2 separate regions of the Mus musculus genome follow, and region 1 is linked to region 2. A link is a loop called in an ENCODE intact Hi-C map of the cell type or tissue named here. Cell type or tissue: left cerebral cortex. All regions are shown on one strand.

Evidence for each region. Hi-C counts contacts between places; a loop is a spot of excess contacts. Peaks named below come from ENCODE experiments on the same cell type or tissue, not always from the same donor. Only the 100,000 strongest peaks of a DNase experiment are listed, where the experiment ranks them.
Region 1: a loop joins it to region 2, with 4 times the contacts of the local background. A loop is called at or near these places in 2 of 42 quality-filtered maps.

Annotation. Positions count from the first base shown.
Region 1 is chr17:51,959,073-51,964,072 of GRCm38, reverse strand. It overlaps Gm20098 (predicted gene, 20098), which reads right to left. Exons shown (of 3, transcript NR_045095.1): 3 at 1-1,603. Among named protein-coding and RNA genes, the nearest start is that of Gm20098, 79 kb to the right of the region's middle. In left cerebral cortex, no CTCF peak of the experiment used is centred here; DNase peaks (open chromatin) are centred at 1,128 and 2,515; H3K27ac peaks cover 306 bases.
Region 2 is chr17:52,347,229-52,352,228 of GRCm38, reverse strand. No RefSeq gene overlaps it. Among named protein-coding and RNA genes, the nearest start is that of Gm41600, 45 kb to the right of the region's middle. In left cerebral cortex, no CTCF peak of the experiment used is centred here; DNase peaks (open chromatin) are centred at 2,630, 3,247, 3,539, 4,003 and 3 more places; H3K27ac peaks cover 3,492 bases.

The DNA of each region.
Region 1 (5,000 bases), 390 kb after region 2:
GTGGGTCTGCAGTAGGGGTGGGGAGTGCTGCGCCAAGAATCGTAGTGCTGTGGCTCAGCCAATCTTTAATGAAGCAGTTCTCTGAGATTATCTTAGCTTGTTTGTATGTCTTTATTTGGTGTAGGTTTTAATGCATGTTTTCTTGAGGGTGATTCAAGTGGGGAAGGGTGTGAGAATATCCAGGGAAGGAAAATGTCACTTTGGCTGAAGGCTAAAGCTATTGAGATGCCTTATTTGCATGGAGAAGAATTCAAGGTGCTGGACTAGGTGGCTGGATAAAAGGGACACATTTATCTTTCCTGTTAATAATAAGAAAGAAGTAGGGGCTGGAGTGATGGCTCAGTGATTAAGAGCATTTCAGACCTAGATGTGGTTCCCAACACACACATCAGGCTGCTCACAACTACCTATAACTCTAGTTCAAGGGAATCTAATGCCTTCTTCCAGCCTCTATTGAGACTTCCATACATGCGGTATACATAAATACATATACTCAGGCACACATCACACACACACACACACACACATACACATACACACACACACTTAAGTTAATGTATATCATATAACTATATGCTTATATTTAAAAGAAAGAAAGAAGATGGTAATCCTCAAAAACAGACTAGAGTCACTAAATGTGACCCTGAAGAAAATGACAGTGTTCTTATGTCATTGATATTCCTGATGACACTAGACGATCAGCTGAAACAAGGGGGGAAAGCGGCAATGAAAGAGTTAAAGTGGCAGTTGATAGAACCGTTGAGCTGTGCTGAGATGCCACCTGAGTTGATTTTTGTCCTAACCTGAGCCTCCTTTTCTTGTGCAGATGTGGAAGGAGCAAGGAAAGTCGCAGAAGTGTTAAACATTTGTAGAGCAGAAGGAAAAAGAAGGTGAGCAATAAGAGCAGAAGAGAGAGAACAGAGGGCAGAAATCAGAACTAGAACCCCACCCCTAAGCAGGAGAACAGGGATCAGGGAGAATGAGCCTTAGGAGTAAGCTTGGAGAAGAGTGGCCTGCAGCGCACCACTGTGGGAAGTCCTAGACCAATGACGAGCTGCCAGGGACAAGTAAGCAAGCCATTTGGATTTTGGAGTGGGTGGCGATGAAAATGTCACTGTGGAGAAAAAGTAAAACATGCCTGGCAGGCCAAGTTCTTAGGAAGATGTCAAGGGCAACCCTGACGAAAGATCTGATGTGTCTGGAAGAGATCTGAGAGCAGTGGTCATGTGGAGAAGCTGGAATGACGCAGGAAAAGAGGAAGGAAGGGAATGCTGGTCTGAGAACAGCTCAGCAGAGCGAGGCAATTGCTTCTTCCCTCGCCCAGAAAGCAGAAGGAAACTGCCCTTCAGAAGCGAGGGCAGAGATTTCAGGCACAGCAGTGAAGTGGCATTAACTCAGGATACTAGGTTTTAGGATGTTTCCCTTCCAAGATGGATGTCAAGAGTCAATGCCAGGAAAGTGGTGGGCTGAGCTCCGTGGTCCTGGATGAAAGTTCAAGCGGAACCGTTGCTAGGGACTGCTTCTTCTCTAAACTTCGCCAAAGTGAGGAGTTTTGCTCGATATCCGTAGTATACAATGGCTGCATCTTCACACATCACCTTATCTAAACATCAAAAAAAAAAAAAAAATCAATGAGACTAGTTGCCTCATTGGACAGTCTTAAAGAAGAACTTGGGACTTTAAAAAGCGACAGCAGGGGTAGAGAGATGGCTGAGCAGGTAAGAGCACTTCCTGCTCTCATAAAGGACCAGAGTTCTGTTCTCTGCACTCACTTTGGGCAAATCACAGCTGCATATATATATATATATATATATATATATATATATATATCTCCAGCTCCAGCCCATCAGACACATCTCACCTTCACAGGCACCCGCATTCCTGTGTACAACATGCACACACCCCCAAAAAAGATATAATGAAATGAGCCTTTTAAGAGAAAAGCCACACCTAAATAAACAGCTAACTTACTCCCAGTTCTATGCTACTTAGTATTCAGTCACAGATAAATTCCTGAATGAGCTGATAGCAATATGATCTTTTTGTAAATCAAGTGATAGTCATAATTTACCAGAAGAATTCACCATTTCCTGTAATCCTACCACGAATCCTTCAGCAATTCAAAAATGGATTCTGCAACCACTGACCTCCTCCGTAGGTCTGGCCATCCCAATTTTCTTGAGGCATGAGTTCTTGTCATGGAAAGATACATTTATGCATGACTATAGGAGTTTCAGACCTTAAGTTGCCCCTCTGATTAAACAAAGGTGGAGGCACAGAGATGGCCAGTGACAATAGCAAGCTCTTCCCTGGGGGCACCGAGACACTACCCACTGGAGAACACTGCCATCCCTTCCTCATTAGCATGGGCATATTTCAAATGAGGATATGCTGTAAGGAGAGAACAATACATACGGGTTCGTTAGTCTTGCTCTTTTAAAGATAAATGCTGTACGTGGGATAAATGCTGTGAGCAAGAAATTATAAGCAGGTTCCCATATGCTAGATATCTATTTCCATATCTCCTATCATCATGGTTTCTGGGCACTTTGACAGAGGGATGAGGCTAATTCAGGCAATGAATTACACTCAGGGAAGTAGGTGAAAATTCTGTCTCTTTAACTCTTTATCACAAACAGCAAGGATTCATTGGAAAGTAAGGAGACTCGAAGATTTTTCTAGACTAGAAACCAAGGAGAAAGTGGAAAAGTTTCAATATTGTGGTACCAAGTAATATAATTAATGCATTACCCTTTGATCAAAGTATACATGAATCTACCTAAGTAGATAGCCGTCAGTGGAGAAGACATATGCTAATCACCACAACATTTTATACATAAAACTGCAAAAGCAAACCAGAAAGAAAAGTGTCCAAGTGTGGGAGATATTTTAAATAATTTATGGCGTATATTTCTGTGACTATGATGCATTGTTAAAATTATATTTGTCAAAATCGTGGAATTATTTGGGGAAATCCTTATGATCTCACAATTGTGTATGAACAGCCTGCTAGATGTTAAAAGGAAAAGCAGAGAAAAATGATTGGATGCTGAAACTGGGAGTCATTTCTTTTATTCATTTAACTTTTATATATTTGTCAAATTTCCCCCATGGAGAACATCTTATTTTTAAATTCAAATGATAATTTCATGATCTGGATTCCTTCAAAGCCCGAAACAATCACCCTTAAAAACTAGTCAGCATAGGTGTGCAATAAATATGTTATCATTGGCTAACCATGAAATATTTTTACTATCTGACATTGTTAACTTCATTTGTCAACTTGATACATCTGGGAAGAAGGAACCTCAATTGAGGAATTTCTTCCATAGGATTGGCCTGTGGCATGTCTGTGGGCCATTTTGTTAATTGACATAGAAAGACTCAGCCCACTATGGGCAGTGCCACCCTTAGGTGGGTGAGCTTGGTCTGTGTAAAAAATTTAGCTGAGCAAGCCAGGGTAGGAAACACTCCTGTGTTTTCTGCCTTGTGTTCCTTCCCTCAGAGATGGACTCTGAACTATAAGTCATGTAAACTCTTTCCTCCTCTCAAGGTGTTTTTAGTTAGTGTTTTATTGCAGCAACAGACAGAAAACCAGAATCCTAATCTTACTTACATTAAGATGTATTACAGTATGGAGAGCTGGGTCAATTCTGACAAGCACACACCAAAGACAAGACGTAGAGCACGTCCGCTAATTCCAAAAACTCTCTTGTGTTTCTCCCAGTAAGCACCTTCTACATCCCTAAAACAGACAGCTGCACACTGCTTTTCTATCATTACAGATTATTAGTATTTCCAGTTCTTGTATTAGATCTAAGTACAATTGTAGTTTATACTCTTTGGCATCTAGCCCCTTCCGTTCAGAAGGTTTTGGGTTCAGCAGAGTTGTTGCATGTGCCCATAACATGTTCTTTTTCTATTACTGCGTATTTGTATATATATACTATATTTATGCCTCTCCTCATATTTTGGGCATACATTTAAATATTTAAATGTTGATCAATCCAGTTCTTTCTACTTAAGGACACTATGAACAAAGATCTTTCAGTAGACTTACATTTTCATTTCTTTGGGGGTAAATCCTACCAGAAGAATTTCTGTGTTGTATGATAAGTTTATGTCTAACTTAGGGGGGGGGGAATAACCTATAAATATTTTCCAAAGTGATTTTAACCATAAAATATTCTGGAGAAAATCTTTCAACCTTAAAATAGACAAAAGAGCAAGAATGTAAGACAAACAAACCACAAGTATATTTTTACAGAAAGGAGATCATCAAAGTTAAATGTTCTATTATAGAGGTAAGGAAACGAAAAAGTAAAAAACACCCTGGGAGATAATATTTGTAACATATACCCACCTGGATGTGAAAAGGGACTTGCATGTGAATATGTAAAGATGTATAACTCAATGAGAGTGAAAACACCCATAAAAACCTAGGCAAAAGGTCTGAACAGATATTTGATCCAAGAATATGAACTGATGACAAAAAGGCACATGAATAACTGGCCAACATCATCAGTCACCATAAAGGATGTCATGAAGGGAGGTTGCAACCACACCACACTTCTGCTTGAGTGTTTAATGTCACAGAGATGGATAGTAACTGTACAGAGCAGTGAGAGCGCTCAGACACAGTGTACTGCTGTATTCATAGATCAGTACTTAGTCAGCCATCATCAGAAAAGCTCTCTCCAGCAGCAGATGGGAACAAATACAGAGACTCACAGCCAGACATTACACATGTGCAGAGAGAGAAAGAGAGAGGAGAGAGAGAGAGAGAGAGAGAGAGAGAGAGAGAGAGAGAGAGAGAGACCTTGGGATACTCAACTTTAAATGGGATGTCTTCATCAAATCCCTCCCCTCACAGCTCAGAGTACCCTGCAGAAGAGAAGCCAAAAAAACAAACAAACAAAAAACAAACAAACAAACAAACAAATGAAAACCTGTAGTCCCCAAATCAGACAGAGGTCATCAGGAGAACAAGGCCCTCTAAA
Region 2 (5,000 bases):
GCAGGAGTAGACAGGGTTTCAGGTAAAAGCATGTGTCAAACCTGCGTGTTTCTAAGTAATCTGATACGAGAGGGAAGGGGGTTGGAGAGAGAGAGAGACACAGACAGAGAGACAAGCAGAAACACAGACAGAGAGACAGACAGAGAGGGTGAGAGAAAAAGACAGACAAAGGCAGACATACAGAGAGGGAGAGAGAAATTCTTTTCACCCACAAAAGTCAACAAAAAAATATTCTGACATGCAGAACAAAGAGGCTTGTCGAACAATGATTTTTCTTACCTATGATCCCAAGTACTTGTAAGCATCTATCTATAAAATGTCCAAAGCAACATATGTTAAAGATATATGTAAGCTGCTGTTTTGTGGGTAGGGTAGGAGCTGTGGGCCTAGGTCTAAACCTAGATAATGAGAGATAGACAAGCTAGCAATTTTACATGAATTCTGTCAGCCAGACAACAGTGATGGACGCAAAACTTGCTCTCTTCTCCACCAAAAATGTGGAGATGAAAGAGAAGCAGCCAGTGGCAGAAGCCCATCTCCTTTTACACAAAACAGGTGGTGTTCTAGTTCAGATGCCATATTTGCTATTTAGGGTTCTTGTGATCTCTGTGAGGATGGATAAGCTATAGAGTGCGTAGGAGAAGCTACACAAAGCATCCACACTGCTCCAAGCCTGCAGGCTTATTGCGACCTCACACTCCACACGCTGAGATTGGTTATCTTGTCAAGCTTGCTACAGCATCCCTGTGAAATTTGGGTTACCACATTTAGCTGTAGGATTACAGCACTCAATACCGCAGATAGGAGATAATGCCTCCAGCGTGTGGGGCTGGGGCCATATAAGCCTCACAGTCTAATTTTGGTAGCTTTGGGGGTAGAGGAGATGCAGGTGAGGCAGGACGTGGAAGGAGTGATGCGCGTGGGCTGTTGTGGCATACCCTCTCCCACAGTCTGGCCCTTCTGCCTATACAGACAGAAGAAAACGACGTTTTAAAATTTGATTCTGTGCCCCCATCCCTTTTGAAGCTGACAACCATAAAACTGAATATACCTTTCTGAATAGAATTCTAACACATAGAAAGTACCCCACTCTGCATGCTTTTTTACTTTTCAATGTACCCTTGGAGACTGAAATAATAATTTGATATTCTCTGTCTGCTGGTGCTAGATGGGCTTTTCCTTTAATGATGCAATGCTTCCAGTGGCCAGAAAGTCTCAGGACATTGACAGAAGAATCTGTTGGAGCTTTGCTCCTTCACATTGGTTTGCTGGTGAGCACCATCTCTGACTGTTTCCATTCAACAAGCTCTCTGACACTACAAGAAGCTCTCTCTTCATCTGGTAGAATAACAGTGAACTTGGGTCTGCTTCCTGCCCACCTTTCTTGCTATCTCTGGAACTGCCTTCAGATTTAGACAGTTTGAATATTACCAGCTCCTAGGAACCATTTGACAGGAATGCTAAGGTTCTCAGAAAAGAGTTAGTTGTCAAAGGCTTTCTCTAGTCACATGACTGGGTTGATAAGTTTAAATGTAGCCAAGTGTTTCTCAAGTGTATTTGGAATATTTTAGGATATTCAATCTCTCTCTGTCTCTCTGTCTCTCTCTCTCTCTCTGTCTCTGTCTCTCTCTCTGTCTCTGTCTCTCTGTCTCTGTCTCTCTGTCTCTCTGTCTCTCTGCCTCTCTCTGTCTCTCTCTCTTTCTCTGTCTCCCTGTCTTTGTCTCTCTCTTTCTCTCTCTCTGTCTCTCTGTGTGTGTGTGTGTGTGTGTGTGTGTGTGTATGTCCTCTTTTTCTCACAGTTTGAGAATTGGTCTTGGAAAAACTCTCTACAGATTTTTTTTGGTTTTGTTTTGTTTTCGTTGTTGTTGTTTTTGTTTGTTTGTTTGTTTGTTTGTTTTTTGATACAGGGTTTCTCTGTGTAGCCCTGGCTGGCCTGAAACTCACTCTCTAGACCAGGCTGGCCTCGAACTCAGAAATCCACCTGCCTCTGCCTCCCAAGATTCTACAGCTTACATTGCTAACTACAAAAATCAGCATAGAGAGTTTTTCCAAGACCAGTTCTGCAGTTATCTGTGATCAGCAGTATCGGGGATCACCTCGGATCCAGAGCATCTATCTAGTCAAGGCATGGGCAATTGGTTTACTTTGTATGCTGACTCCTCCTGCAGGGTTAGTCTGAAAGTAACTTCCGTCCTGCAAAGCCCCTGGGTAAGCTGGATGTGAATGGTGCATAAGAAACAAGCCTTGTGGAAGGAATCCCAGAAAAGTGGCGGAAGTTCTGATGGATTAGTTCACTGGATTCACTGACACATGATGCTTGCAAAGGAACTGGAGGCCAGATAAGTGTGGCAAGACTGACTTGAAGACAAGAAAACAGGTTATTTAAGGTTTGGGACCATGACTTGTTTGACAGTCTTCACAAATTACAACATCTCAGGCAGAGTTTTGTTCTATTTGAAAATCATTATGGACTACAAATGTGATCAGGAAGGTATGCTAACCCAGTATATCATTTATCCTTCTCATTCAGCTTCATAAAAGAAACTCCCAGGTTCTTGTAATGCCAGGACATGGGAAGGGGTAGGTTTGCTGCTGCTGGCTCTATGTAATCCATCACTTGAAGAAGCCTAAAATTCACCTCCTCAATGATGTCAACTATATTCAAAGGCAAGCACTACAATATTTAGGACATGGAAGACAGGCTGCGGCTTTTCTCTAGAAGGTGATGTGTTTTCTAAAGGTAGACTTTGACATTTTTCTGGCTCACTATTTTTTTTTCTTTTTCTTGTTAAAATTATTCTTTATGAGAAAAAATATATTCACACACATGCTACAAATAGAAGCCAACACACCAAAGTAAGTAACTATTGCTAAAAGCTGGCTAATTGAAATGTAATTCACTCATGCAAAACACACACACACAGAGAGAGGGAGAGAGAGAGAGAGAGAGAGAATATGAATTTTGGCCTTGCAGCCCTTTCTGAAGTCATATGAATGTCTCAGTGTTTGCACTTGAAAAACTGGAAGAAAAATCAATTGCATGAAAACACGAAATCGGTGAGTTTGTTTTCTTCTGTAGCTGTTTTCTGATGGGGAATGATCACATGTGTGGATGCTTACCTAACAAGGCCTTCCATGTGTGGGCAGAGCGTGGTATTTGGGAAAGATATTGGGAACTTAATTCTCTGAATGTTATAGCTGATGTAAATTGAGGCCATTCTATTTCAAGAGATTCTTGCTTTCAAAGTCACCCTGCATTTCTCAAGCTAATTTGGTCGGAAAAGAAACCGGTTAGGTGAAAACCCCAAATGTTTCCAAGCCTTAGGCTGCAGGTGTCTGAGATAAAAGTGAAAGTCCATATGTTAGGAGAAAAAAAGAAGGTGGGGAAGGGGAAGAGAAGGGATGAAAATAAAAGGGAATAAAGGGCAGGGGGCTGAAAGAAGGAAGACGGGGAGGGGGAGGACCGAAGAGAAGGAAGTTGTTCAGGGGCTCATTTACCCTCTGAATTGATGCACACGAAGCCCAGATCTTATCAGATAACACACACATTTAGAAACGAAATCTGCGCATGTCTGAGCTCCTGCAGCCCATTCTGCTTAGCTAAAGCAACATCTTTTTTTTTCCTCCAAAAAATCTGTTTCCTTCTTACATAGTCCAAATGTTAGAATGTGGTTTGAGTTCTTTTTTGAACATTAATTTAAACAGTATGGGAATAGATCAGCCCTTATAAGTCTAAATAAAACTTCCTTCGACATCCATAATATGCTGTTCTTACTTGGAGGCTAATGAAGTTGGAAAGAAGAAGTGGGAAAGAGTTAAATACAGAAAACAGTAAGCTTCGTGGAAGGTTTTTTTTTTCTTATAAAAATTTAATTGCTGTTCTCCTACCCAACCTATTTAAGCAGAAATTCACAACACAGCTTTAAACTGGTTTTCATTCCGGCTCCCCAAATGTTCGGATATGTTGACCTGAACAGAAAAACGCAAAAAACTCAGTGCCACTCACTGCAAAGCTGAGAGAATCAGTGTGGATGGGGAAGAGGAACAGACAGCCAGATTGTCTGGAATTAGAGACAAGCCATATTTGACATTCAGACGCTGTGCCTTTTGATGGCTTTCAATCACATTCAACTCCTACTGCCATAATAATAAGTAAATTGTGTCACACACAATCACAACACACATTTTCAAAAAGAGCATGAGGGAATGTGCTCAGCACTGTCAGTGTGGAGGCATTGTCGTCTCTGTGTACAGAGAGAATTTGTGTGGGCCCCTTAAGGTCAGCCTAAGAAATCACCTCAATTTTTGTAGCTTTGTGAGCTATAATTAGATCATTCTACCTGATTATAGAAGGATCAATCAAGCCTTTCTTGGCTCCATTGTAAGGTGGAAGTCTAGCACATAGCTAAACTACTGGACCTGCAGAGATCATAGGGTCCTAGACAATTCTGTAACATCCTGTCTCCACTGTTTTGGGGGACCCTGGGACCAGAACGATGGATTTCCTTTCCAAGTTCAGTGCTTTGTTTCAACTAGAAACAAAATGCCATCCTCTAAAACCATTCTTGGTATCAGAGTGGCTTCATTGTCATTGGGGGTATTAGCAATGTGTGTATGTGTTTCTTATAGGTAATCACTTTGCAAAGCAGCATTTCATTATTCTAATAGTTTCGTAAAATTCCTAATATCCGTGGACAAAAGCATCAAGTGTTTCCATGTAACAGGACATTGACTGTCAGCACAAGGCTCCTCCCCTGTCCCACTTCCTCCTGTTCTCTGTTGGACTAGGAGCCTAGTTATTCAGCTCTGAAGTGTTCTGGAAGTTTGTTTCCTCCTACTCCCATTTTGGATTCCCAACCCTCTTACAAAATTACTGTCTATGGACACTGGACTTTATTTTGATAGCTCTTACCCCAGCACACATACCTTTACTACCTGTCATTCAAGTAATGGAACAGAGTCTACTGAAAAGTTTCACCAGGGCCAACTGGGAACCACTT